Regions from separate parts of the Homo sapiens genome. Here region 2 is linked to region 1. The links are chromatin loops, found by intact Hi-C in ENCODE. Cell type or tissue: PC-3. All regions are shown on one strand. Links, peaks and the distances in the headings refer to the core of each region. The heading gives the core; the rest is flanking DNA. Region 1 overlaps CD99L2 (CD99 molecule like 2). Region 2 overlaps CD99L2 (CD99 molecule like 2).

Region 1 (5,389 bases), core at 137-5,136:
TGTTTTTTGTTTGTTGGTTTGTTTTTTGAAAGCAAGTTTATTTTTATTTTATTTATATTATTATTTTTTGAGACAGAGTTTTGCTCTTGTCACCCAGGCTGGAGTGCAATGGCGCAATCTCGACTCACTGCAACCTCCGCCTCCCGGGTTCAAATGATTCTCCTGCCTCAGCCTCCTGAGGAGCCGGGATTACAGGCGCCTGCCACCTCGCCCAGCTAATTTTTGTATTTTCAGTAGAGACGGGGTTTCACCATGTTGGCCAGGCTGGTCTTGAACTCCTGACCTCAGGTGATCCACCTGTCATGGCCTCACAAAGTGCTGGGATTACAGGCGTGAGCCACTGTGCCCAGCCTGAAAGCAAGTTTATTTATTTATTTATTTATTTATTTATTTATTTTGAGACGGAGTCTCGCTCTCGCCCAGTCTGGAGTGCAGTGGTGCGATCTCGGCTCACTGCAAACTCCGCCTCCCGGGTTCATGCCATTCTCCTGCCTCAGCCTCCCGAGTAGCTGGGACTACAGGCGCCCACCTCCACGCCCAGCTAATTTTTTTGTATTTTTAGTAGAGACGGGGTTTCACCGTGTTAGCCAGGATGGTCTCGATCTCCTGACCTTGTGATCCGCCCGCCTCGGCCTCCCAAAGTGCTGGGATTACAGGCGTGAGCCACCGCGCCCGGCTAGCAAGTTTATTAAGAAAGTAAAAGAATGAAAGAATGGCTACTCCATAGGCAGAACAACTCCACTTCAACCAGTTTTGAGCTTTGTTTTTATTAGTTTTCTACCTCGGGCTTCTCACAAGATGTCAGAACGTTCTGCTGCTTTACAGCAGAAATATCTTTGAAAACTGCTGTAGTTGAATCCTATAGATATGACACCCCTGTTCAGTGAACATCTGTGTAGAGGAGAAGCTAGAAAACATCTAGCTGTCATTGTTAGGTGGTTGTATTTGGGATTATTTTCTAAATTAGAGGTGATACTCTCCACAGGAAGTATTACTGCAGTGTGGAATTTATTTCCACCAAAATAGTGCCCAGGCACAGCCGGGGCTCATTTTGACCTTCTACTTTTGTTTTTTTTTTTTTATTGCTGCTTCAACTAGCCTGGGATGGTGGAACTATATTGGGTATTTCTTTCAGCCTAAGGGCAATGTGGGGGAAAAAAAACTGAGATGTGAATGGCACTTGAGATACTAAGGAAACCCATGGGCTAACCCCAGGGAGGCCAGAGGACAAAGAAGCCCTTTGATGAAGCTCATACCGGTCAGTGGCCTGGGACACAGAGAGTGGATCTGAAGGGCAGATGGCAGGCAGCAGGCCTTATCCTGAATGAGCAGCCAGGACCCGTGTGGGGGCACTGTGGGTGAAACAGAGCAGGGTAAAACATGCACCTGCCCTCAAGGAGATTAAAGTCCAGACAGACCTGGAAGCAACTATACATAGTCACATGTATCTTAAAAGACACACAAGGATTCCATTATTGCTGTAGTGCTATCTGCCAAGAGGACACTTGCCCCCTTTCTCCCAGGTTGAAGGCCGTTGCTGTCGCCTATTGCTGCATAATGAACCTCCACACATTAGTGGCTTGAAACAACTGTTTACTATGCTCTTAGACTCCATAGGTTGGGAATTAGGATAATGCAGCAAGGATGGCTGTCTCTGCTCTACTGTATCTAGGACCTCAGCTAGGAGGACTCAAATGGCTGGGGGCTAGAATCATCTGGAGGTTTTTTTTTACTCACATGTCATAAAGGATGGGCTTAGCTGGGGCTGTCCACTGGAACACCCAAATGTGGCCTCTCTGGTTTGAGCTTCCTTATAGCAAGGCAACTGTATTTGAACTTCTTACATAGCCCCTTCAGGTTCTAAGCATGAACATTCCAGTAGACAAGGTAGAAAACAGATGGGCTTAGAAACCTTTTAAAAATTGTGGTAAAATACACATAACATTTACCATTTTAACCATTTTAAGGCACACAGTTCAGTGGCATTAAATACTTTTTTTGTGTGATCATCATCATTCCCCCTCCCCTAACCCCTGGCACTGGCTCATCTGCTTCCTATCTGGATTTGCCCATTCTGGACATTTCATAGCAACGGAATCAGGTAGTATTTGTCCTTTTGTGACTGGCTTATTTCACTTAGCATGATATTTTCTGAGTTCCTGCCTGTTGTAGCGTGGATCAGTACTCCATTTCTTCTTATGGTTGAATAGTATTCTATTGTACGGGTAGACCATGTTTTGCTTGTCCAGCCATCAGCTGATGGACATTTGGGTTGTTTCCACCCTTTGGCTATTGTGAGTAGTGCTGCTGTGGACATTTGTGCACAAGTCTTTGTTTGAACAACTGTTTTCAGTTCTTTGGGATATATGCCTAGATCATGGTCTTTTATGACTTGGCCCCAGAAGTTACCAGCGTGACTTTCATTGAATTCCATAGGTTATGAGTCAGTTGAGGGTAGTCTGGATTCAAAGTGAGAACATATATCCTACCTCTTAAGGGAAGAGTGTCAAAGAATTCTTAGCCATCATTTAAAACTGCCGCACAAATCTCACATTTCTGGGTCCTGCTGAAATATTGCTCCCTCCCTGGAGCGTATCCCAGTTCTCCTAGCTGGGAGTAACTACTTGTAGCTCTATTGTGATGGCGACTTCTCTCACCTCTCTAGTTCTTTATGAAATAATCACCATGAGGTATATTTGTTAGTGTCCAGTTAGTAGCCTAGCTCCGTGTGTGCCTCTTCATTTTCTGTTCCTTCCTGTGACGCCATGCTGCTGTCCTCAGCGGTCGGGTTCTCTCTCTCTGAGCGGGGGATGGATCAGCTGATTCTGAGAGCCCTTCAGCACTGATGTTCTGTGGGCTCCAAGTGATCTTATTTGTACAGGCTTTCTCCGTGAGGGAGGCCTCCTTCTGACAGCACAGTGCCTACTGTGTAGCCTTGGAGGAGCTTGCTGAGTGTAGGTCTCAAGGAGTTTGGATTAACCCTCAAGGTGGGGCAGCCTGGGGATTTGCCCTTCTTCACCTGGAAGAAGAGTCCCTGGGGGTTGAGCTTTATTTTTTTATTTTATTTATTTATTTATTTATTTATTTATTTATTTATTTCTGGAGACGGAGTTTTGCTCTTGTCACCCAGGCTGAAGTGCAGTGGCGCACTCTCAGCTCGCTGCAACCTCCGCCTCCCGGGCTCAAGCAATTCTCCTGCCTCAGCCTCCTGAGTAGCTGCGATTACAGGCATGCGCCACCATGCCTGGCTAATTTTTGTATTAATAGTAGAGACACGGTTTCACCATATTGGCCAGGCTGATCTCCAACTCCTGACCTCAGTTGATCCACCCACCTTGGCCTCCCAAAGTGGTGGGATCACAGGCGTGAGCCACCACACCTGGCCTTCATTGTTTTTTTTTTTTTTTGACAGAGTCTCACTCTGTCACCTAAGTTAGAGTGCGGTGGCACCATCATGGCTCAATGCTGCCTCAAGCCCTGGGCTCAGGGGATCTTCCCACGTCAGCCTCCCACATAGCTGGGACCACAAACATGTGATACCATACCCAACTAATTTTTTAATTTATTTGTAGAGACAGAATCTCAAACTCCTGGGCTCAAGTGATCCTCCCGCCTCAGCCTCTCAAAGTGTTGGGATTACAAGCATGAGCCATGGTGCTTGGCCTGAGCACTCTCCTAGATAGACTATTGAGCAGAGTTTTTCAACCATGGCACTGCTGACCTTTGGACCAGATAATTGTTCTGCAAGGGATAAGGCGGGTGGGTGTCCTGTGTGTTGGAGGATGTTTAGCAGCATCCTTGGCTTCTGCCCACTAGATGCGGGTAGTACACCCCTCCCTAGTCTTGTCAACCAAAAATAACTCCAGACATTGCCGAGTGTCCCCTAGGGGGTGGGGGGTGGCGAATCACCCCTTGTTGAGAACCACGACTGTAAAGACGGATACAGCCATGCCTTGCTTAACAATGGAGAGATGTTCTGAGAAATGTCATGTGATCTCATTGTGTGAACGTCATGGAGTGTACTTACGTAAGCATAGATGGTATAGCCTACTACATGCCCCTAGGCTACAAACCTGTACAGCAATGTGACTGTACTGAATACTGTAGGCAGTTGTAATACAAAGGCAAGCATTCATGCATCTAAACATAGAAAAGGTAATGTGTTGTGCTACCATGTTATGATGGCTACCATGTCACTAAGTGATAAGAATAACTAGGGTCCCAGTTACAATCTTATGGTACCACCATCGTATATGCAGCCCATCATTTGGCTGAAATATATTGCTATGTGGCCACATGACTATATATTCTTTGAAATATCGCTCTGTTTTCAGTATTGTTCACGAGTCACTAAAGTTTTCTGCCATCGTCACATTGCCCAGGACAGACATGTTGGAATAAGTCAGGTCTCAGCCAGTCTTGTGCATTGGTATCAGCTCAGACAGTTCTATTTTTTTCTTCTCTACAGGGCAAGTTCTAAGCTCAGGCAACTCTAGGAACATACCTTAGACTCCTTGATGAGCTTTCAGGTCACCCTAGTGAGACCATATGCATCACCAATCTGTGTAGTTAGTTATTTTCTGCATAGATTTCCACAGATGGCTCGTCTCATCTCTTTTATGTTCACCCTTATTAGTTTCCATTTTAGATGGTGACCTTGTCTTTTTTAATGCATTTAATGATTTTCTGCGAACCAGTGAAAAAGAATAAACAGCAAAATGAGCCAAAAATTTGACCAGGCAATTCATATAGGTAGAAATCAAATTGCACAATAAACATATAAAAAGATGATCAGCCTCATTAGTAATCGGAGAGATGCAAATTAAACTATAATAAGATAACATTATATACCCTCCGGTAGACTAAAAATTGTAATAAAGTCTGACATACCAAATGTGTACACAATTACAAGAGTAATACATACTCTTCGTAGTAAACGTGGGAAATGTGGAGAAGTGTAGAGAAGACACAAACCTCGTTACCTAGGGATAACCACTGTTAGCATGTTAGAATACAGTATGCCAATAATTTTTTCCATGCTGAAATATGTATTTCACATTATTGGCATCAAACTGTATATAGTTTTCACCTGTATTGTGAAATATAACAGATATAGAAAAACATGAAAAGCCTATATGTAAAGTTTTTGTTGTTGTTGTTGTTGTTTTTTTGTTGTTGTTGTTTTTTTGTAGAAGTGGAGTCTCACTGTGTTTCCCAGGCTTGTCTGAATTCCTGGCCTCAAGCAATATTCCTGTCTCAGCCATATATGTAAAGTTTAACAAAAATGTATAAAATGAAAACCTGTGTCACCACCGACCAGGTCGAGAAATAGAATGTTGACAACACTTGTACAGACCCCTGTGTGCCCCTCCCAGTCACAGCCCCCTCC
Region 2 (5,389 bases), core at 243-5,242, 54 kb after region 1:
CCTTTTTGGAGAGTAGGATTAGAGACGAAGACCTGGGTGCTAGATGTGCTCATTGCTACGGAGTGTTGTTGCTTCCAGCCCCGTCCAGTTGACAGAGCAAGGGAATATATGTCTTTATACTAACCCATATATATACTCATGGCTATAAATATTTCTGTATATAGCTATCTGTTTATAGTCACGTGCCACATGGTGATATTTTGGTTGACAGGCCACATATACAATGTTGGGCTCATAAGATTATAATACTTTATTTTTACTGTGCCTTTTCTGTGTTTAGATACACAAATACCATGGTGTTATAGTTGCCTACAGTATTCAGTACAGTCACATGCTGTACAGGTTTGTAGGCTAGGAGAAATAGGCTCTACCATACAGCCTAGGTGTGTAGTAGGCTACACCATCTAGATTTGTGTAAGGACACCCTATGATGTTTGCATAACAAAATGGTAAAAGTGTAACAAACACATCTCAGAACGTATCCCTGTTGCTAAGCAACACATGACTATGTTAATATTAAGCTAGGCCGGGTGCAGTGGCTCACACCTGTAATCCCAGCACTTCGGGAGGCTGAGGCGGGCAGATCACCTGAGGTTGGGAGTTCGAGACCAGCCTGACCAACATGGAAAAACCCCATCTCTACCAAAAATACAAAATTAGCTGGGCGTGGTGGCAGACGCCTGTAATCCCAGCTACTTGGGGGGCTGAGGCAGGAAAATCGCTTGAACCTGGTGAGCTGAGATTGCGCTATTGCACTCCAGCCTCGGCAACAAGAGCGAAACTCCATCTCGGAAAAAAAAAATTAAGCTAAATATGATTTCATACTTAGCTTAAAGTCTCCTACTCTAATCCATTTTTGTATGGGTCATTTTAGCCTGCCCCTCTTATCTGTAACCTCTCTCTCTGATAGTGAGAAACCTGGCTCCCACCATCCCCTATCCATTTACTTAGGTCAATTCCAGTATGCATGCATAATGGTTTGCTTGAGAACTGATAAGCTATACACCCTTATGACAAACTACGTGCCCATCTAGAGGAAACAGTAGCTATCAAGTTCAGTAGGACGCTAGGTTGGGCAGATGGGTCCACTTGTGAGGACAAATTCTATTGTGAAAAACTTTTCCCCAGAGCTTTTTCAGTTATGTGTGATTAGCCAGAGCCTCTAGTCTAGGTGGGGTACTGGGGATCGGAGAGAAGGTACCCTGGATTGACAAAGTATAGAGTAGCCTTTGTGAGACCTGGGGTGGGGTGGAAGAACTTGGCCCCTCATCAGTGGAGCTGTGGGCTCCAATGACCCCTCTTACTTCTCTATGGAGAAGGTTTTCTGTGAGATAGTACTTCATGTTCGAAACACCTGAGCCTTCAACATTCTAGTGGACTGAAGCTTGGGGTTTTGTTTTGTTTTTATTTTTTAATTTTTATTTTTGGTGGGGATAGATAGGTTGTTTGAGGAAGGCTATCAGCTCAGTATATCTTTGAGTGGCTTTGACAGATTTCCCTTTTGTGGAGTTACATTCATGACACTGTCTAAAGGGCCATGACCATTTCAGGAGAGAATTTCAGTATTATTTTGTTTCATACAAAGACAGTTAAATTTTAAAATCTTTGTTTTGTTATCGTTGCTTTTTACAGACAGGGCCTCACTCTGTCGCCCATGCTAGAGAGCAATACACACTCACTGTAACCTCAAACTCCTAGCCTCCAGCGATCCTCCTTCCTCAGCCTTCCAAGTAATTGGGACTACAGGCGTGCACCACCATGCCGGGCTAATAAAAATAATTTTTAACATTTATTTTTAATTGACAAATAATCTTTGTATGTATTTATAGGGTACAATGTGTGTAGTAAGATTCATTCAAGCTAATTAACATATCCATTATCTCACAAACTTATTTTGTTGTAGTGAGAATTGTAAAAGTCTATTAGCAATTTTAAAATATACAATACATTATTATTAATTGTGGTCACCATGCAGTGCAATAGGTTGCTAAAACTTAATTCCTCCTGTCTAACTGAAACTTTGTGTTCTTTAATCAACACTTTCCCTTTCCCCATACTTCTCCCTCCCCTCAGCCTCTGGTTAGCTACCTTTCTACTATTTCTGTCAGATCAACTTTTTTAGATTCCACATCTAAGTGAGATCATACAATATTTGTATTTCTGTGCATGGCTTATTTCACTTAGCATAATGTCCTTCAGTTCCATCCACATTGTCATGAGTGACAGAATTTCCTTCTTTTTAAAGGATGTATAGTACTCCATTTATATATGTACCACATTTTCTTTATCCATTCATTTGTTAATGGACACTTAGGTTGCTTCCATACCTTTGATAGTGTAAGTAAAACCAAAATGAACATGGGAGTACAGATATCTCTTTAAAATCGTGATTTCAATTCCTTTGGATATTAATACACACACAGAACTGGGACTGATTTCTGAATTATATGATAATTTCATTTTTTGTTTTTTTGAGGAACCTCCATACCATTCTCCAAAATGGCTATACTAATTTACATTCCTAACAACTTGTGCAAGTGTTCCCTTTTCTCCATATCCTCACCAACAAATATCATTTGTCTTCTTCATAATAGCCATTCTAACAGATGTAAGATGACATCACATTTTTGTTTGTTTTTGTTTTTGTTTTGTTTTGTTTGGAGATGGTGTCTTGCTCTATCACCAGGCTGGAGTGCAGTGGCGCGATCTCAGCTCACTGCAACCTCTGCATCTCTGGTTCGAGAGATTCTCCTGCCTCAGCCTCCCGAGTAGCTGGGACTACAGGCACATGCTACCGCGCCCAGCTAATTTTTGTATTTTTAGTAGAGACGGGGTTTCACCATGTTGGCCAGGATGGTCTCAATCTCTTGACCTCGTGAACTGCCTGCCTTGGCCTCCCAAAGTGCTGGGATTACAAGCATGAGCCACTGTGCCCAGCCCACATTTTGGTTTTAATTTGTGTTTCCCTGATGATTAGAGATATTGAGCATTTTTTCATATACCCGTTGACCATTCATATCTCTTCTTTTGAGAAGCTCCTTTGCCTTTGCCCATTTTTAACTGGGTTATTTGTTTTCTTGCTATTGAGTTGAGTTCCTTATATATTTTGGATATTAACCCCTTTTCAGATGTATGGTTTGCAAATATTTTCTCCTAATCCATGGGTTGTCTTTTTACTCTGTTTCCTTTGCTGTGCAGAAACTTTTTAGTTTTATTCAGTCTCATTTGTCTACTTTCACTTTTGTTGCCTGTGCTTTTGGAGTCTTATCTAGGAAATGGTTGCCCAGACTAACGTTGTGCAACTTTTTCCCTGTGTTTTTTTCTAGTAGCTTTGCAGTTTCAGGTCTTGCATTTAAGTCTTTTATTCATTTTGAGTTAATTTTTGTATATGGTATGAGATAGGGGTCCAGTTTCATTCTTCCACATGTGCATATCCAGTTTCTCTACATCATTTACTGAAGAGACTGTCCTTGTTGGAGATCAATTAACTGTAAATATTTGAGTTTATTTTGGTGCTTTCTATCCTGTTCCATTAGTTCATGTGTCTGTTTTTATGCCAGTACCATGCTGTTTTGATTACAATAGCTTTATAATATATTTTGAAATCAAGAAGTGTGATGCCTCCAGCTTTGTGCATTTTGCTCAAGATTGCTTTGGCTATTGGGGGTCATTTCTGGTTCCATACAAATTTTAGGATTTTTTTCCATTTCTGTGAAAAATGACATTGGAATTTTGATAAAAATTACATCGTATCTGTAGATCACTTTGGTCAGTATAGACATTTTAACAATATTCTTCTAATACATGAACATGGGATATATTTTCATTTGTGTTTTTCATTTTTCATCATTGTTTTATGGTTTTCAAGGTACAGGTTAGGAGGTACGGGTCTTTTACCTCCTTGGTTAAGTTTGCTACTCAGTATTTTCTTTTTTGATGTTATTATAAATGGGATTGTTTCTTTTTTTCAGACAGTTCATTGTTCAAATATAGAAATGCTATTGATTTTTGTATGTTGATTTTGTAACCTGCTACTTTACTAAATTTGTTTATCAGTTCTCATAGTTTTCTGGTGGAGTCTTTTTTTTTTTTTTTTGAGACAGAGTCTCGCTCTGTCGCCCAGGCTGGAGTGCAGTGGCGCGATCTCGGCTTACTGCAAGCACTGCCTCCTGGGTTCATGCCATTCTCCTGCCTTAGCCTCCTGAGCAGCTGGAACTACAGGCACCCGCCACCATGCCCAGCTAATTTTTTGTTTTTGTATTTTTAGTAGAGACGGGTTTTCACCGTGTTAGCCAGGATGGTCTCGATCTCCTGCCCTCGTGATCTGCCCGCCTCGGCCTCCCAAAGTGCTGGGATTACAGGCGTGAGCCACCACGCCCGGCCCTGGTGGAGTCTTTAGGCTTTTCTACACATAAGATCATGTCATTTGCAAAGAGAGACAATTTACCTTCTTCCTTTCCTACAGAGAGGCCTTTTATTTCTTGTTCTTGCCTAACTGCTCTGGATATAACTTATTCTGTTGAATAGGAGTAGTGAGAGTGGGCATTGTTGTCTTGTTCCTGATCTTAAAGGAAAAGCTTTTAACTCTTCACTATTGAATGAATCAAATGATTTTTTCTGCATCTATTGAGATGAATAGCTGGGATTACAGGCATGCACCACCACACCCAGCTAATTTTTGTAGTTTTTGATAGAGACAGAGTTTCACCATGTTGGCCAGGCTGGTACCAAACTCCTGACCTCAAGTGATCTACCCACCTTGGCCTGGCCTCCCACAGTGCTAGGATAACAGGCGTGAGCCACTGCACCTGGCCGTCTCAAGATATTTTTAAATTTTCCTTTTAATTTCTTCTTTGACCTGTTGATTGTTTAATTTCCACATATTTGTGAGTGTTCCAAGATTTCTTCTGTTGTTTATTTCTAGTTTCTGGCTATTTTGGTCAGAAAAGATACTTGATATGATTTCAGTCTTCTTAAATTTGTAAAGACTTGTTTTGTGGCCTAACATATGATCTATCCTGGAGAATGTTTCGTGTGCACTTGAGAAGAGTGTGTATTTTGTTGCTGTTGGTTGGAATGTTCTGTAAATATCTGTTAGGTTCATTTGGTCTAAAGTGTAGTTCAAGTCCAATATTTCCTTATTGATTTTCTGTCTAGATGATCTGTTCAATGTTGAAAGTAAGGTATTGAAGTGTTCTACTATTATTGCATTGCAGTCTCTCTCTCTCTTTAGATTTATTAATATTTGCTCTATATATTTAGGTGCTTCAATGTTGGGTGTGCATATATTTACAATTGTTATACTTTCTTAATGAATTGACCCCTTTAGCATATAATGACCTTCTTTGTCTCTTTTTACAGTTTTTGACTTTAAAAGTCTATTTTTCTT

What was found. Hi-C counts contacts between places; a loop is a spot of excess contacts. Peaks named below come from ENCODE experiments on the same cell type or tissue, not always from the same donor. Only the 100,000 strongest peaks of a DNase experiment are listed, where the experiment ranks them.
Region 2: it touches region 1 in a loop (2.1-fold over the local background); 7 of 110 quality-filtered maps call a loop at or near these places.

Annotation. Positions count from the first base shown.
Region 1 is chrX:150,885,160-150,890,548 of GRCh38, reverse strand. The region is part of intron 1 of CD99L2 (CD99 molecule like 2); the gene reads left to right. Among named protein-coding and RNA genes, the nearest start is that of CD99L2, 11 kb to the left of the region's middle. RefSeq lists an enhancer at 1-240. In PC-3, for the core only: no CTCF peak of the experiment used is centred there; a DNase peak (open chromatin) is centred at 2,408; H3K27ac peaks cover 1,021 bases.
Region 2 is chrX:150,831,762-150,837,150 of GRCh38, reverse strand. The region is part of intron 1 of CD99L2 (CD99 molecule like 2); the gene reads left to right. Among named protein-coding and RNA genes, the nearest start is that of CD99L2, 64 kb to the left of the region's middle. In PC-3, for the core only: no CTCF peak of the experiment used is centred there; no DNase peak of the experiment used is centred there.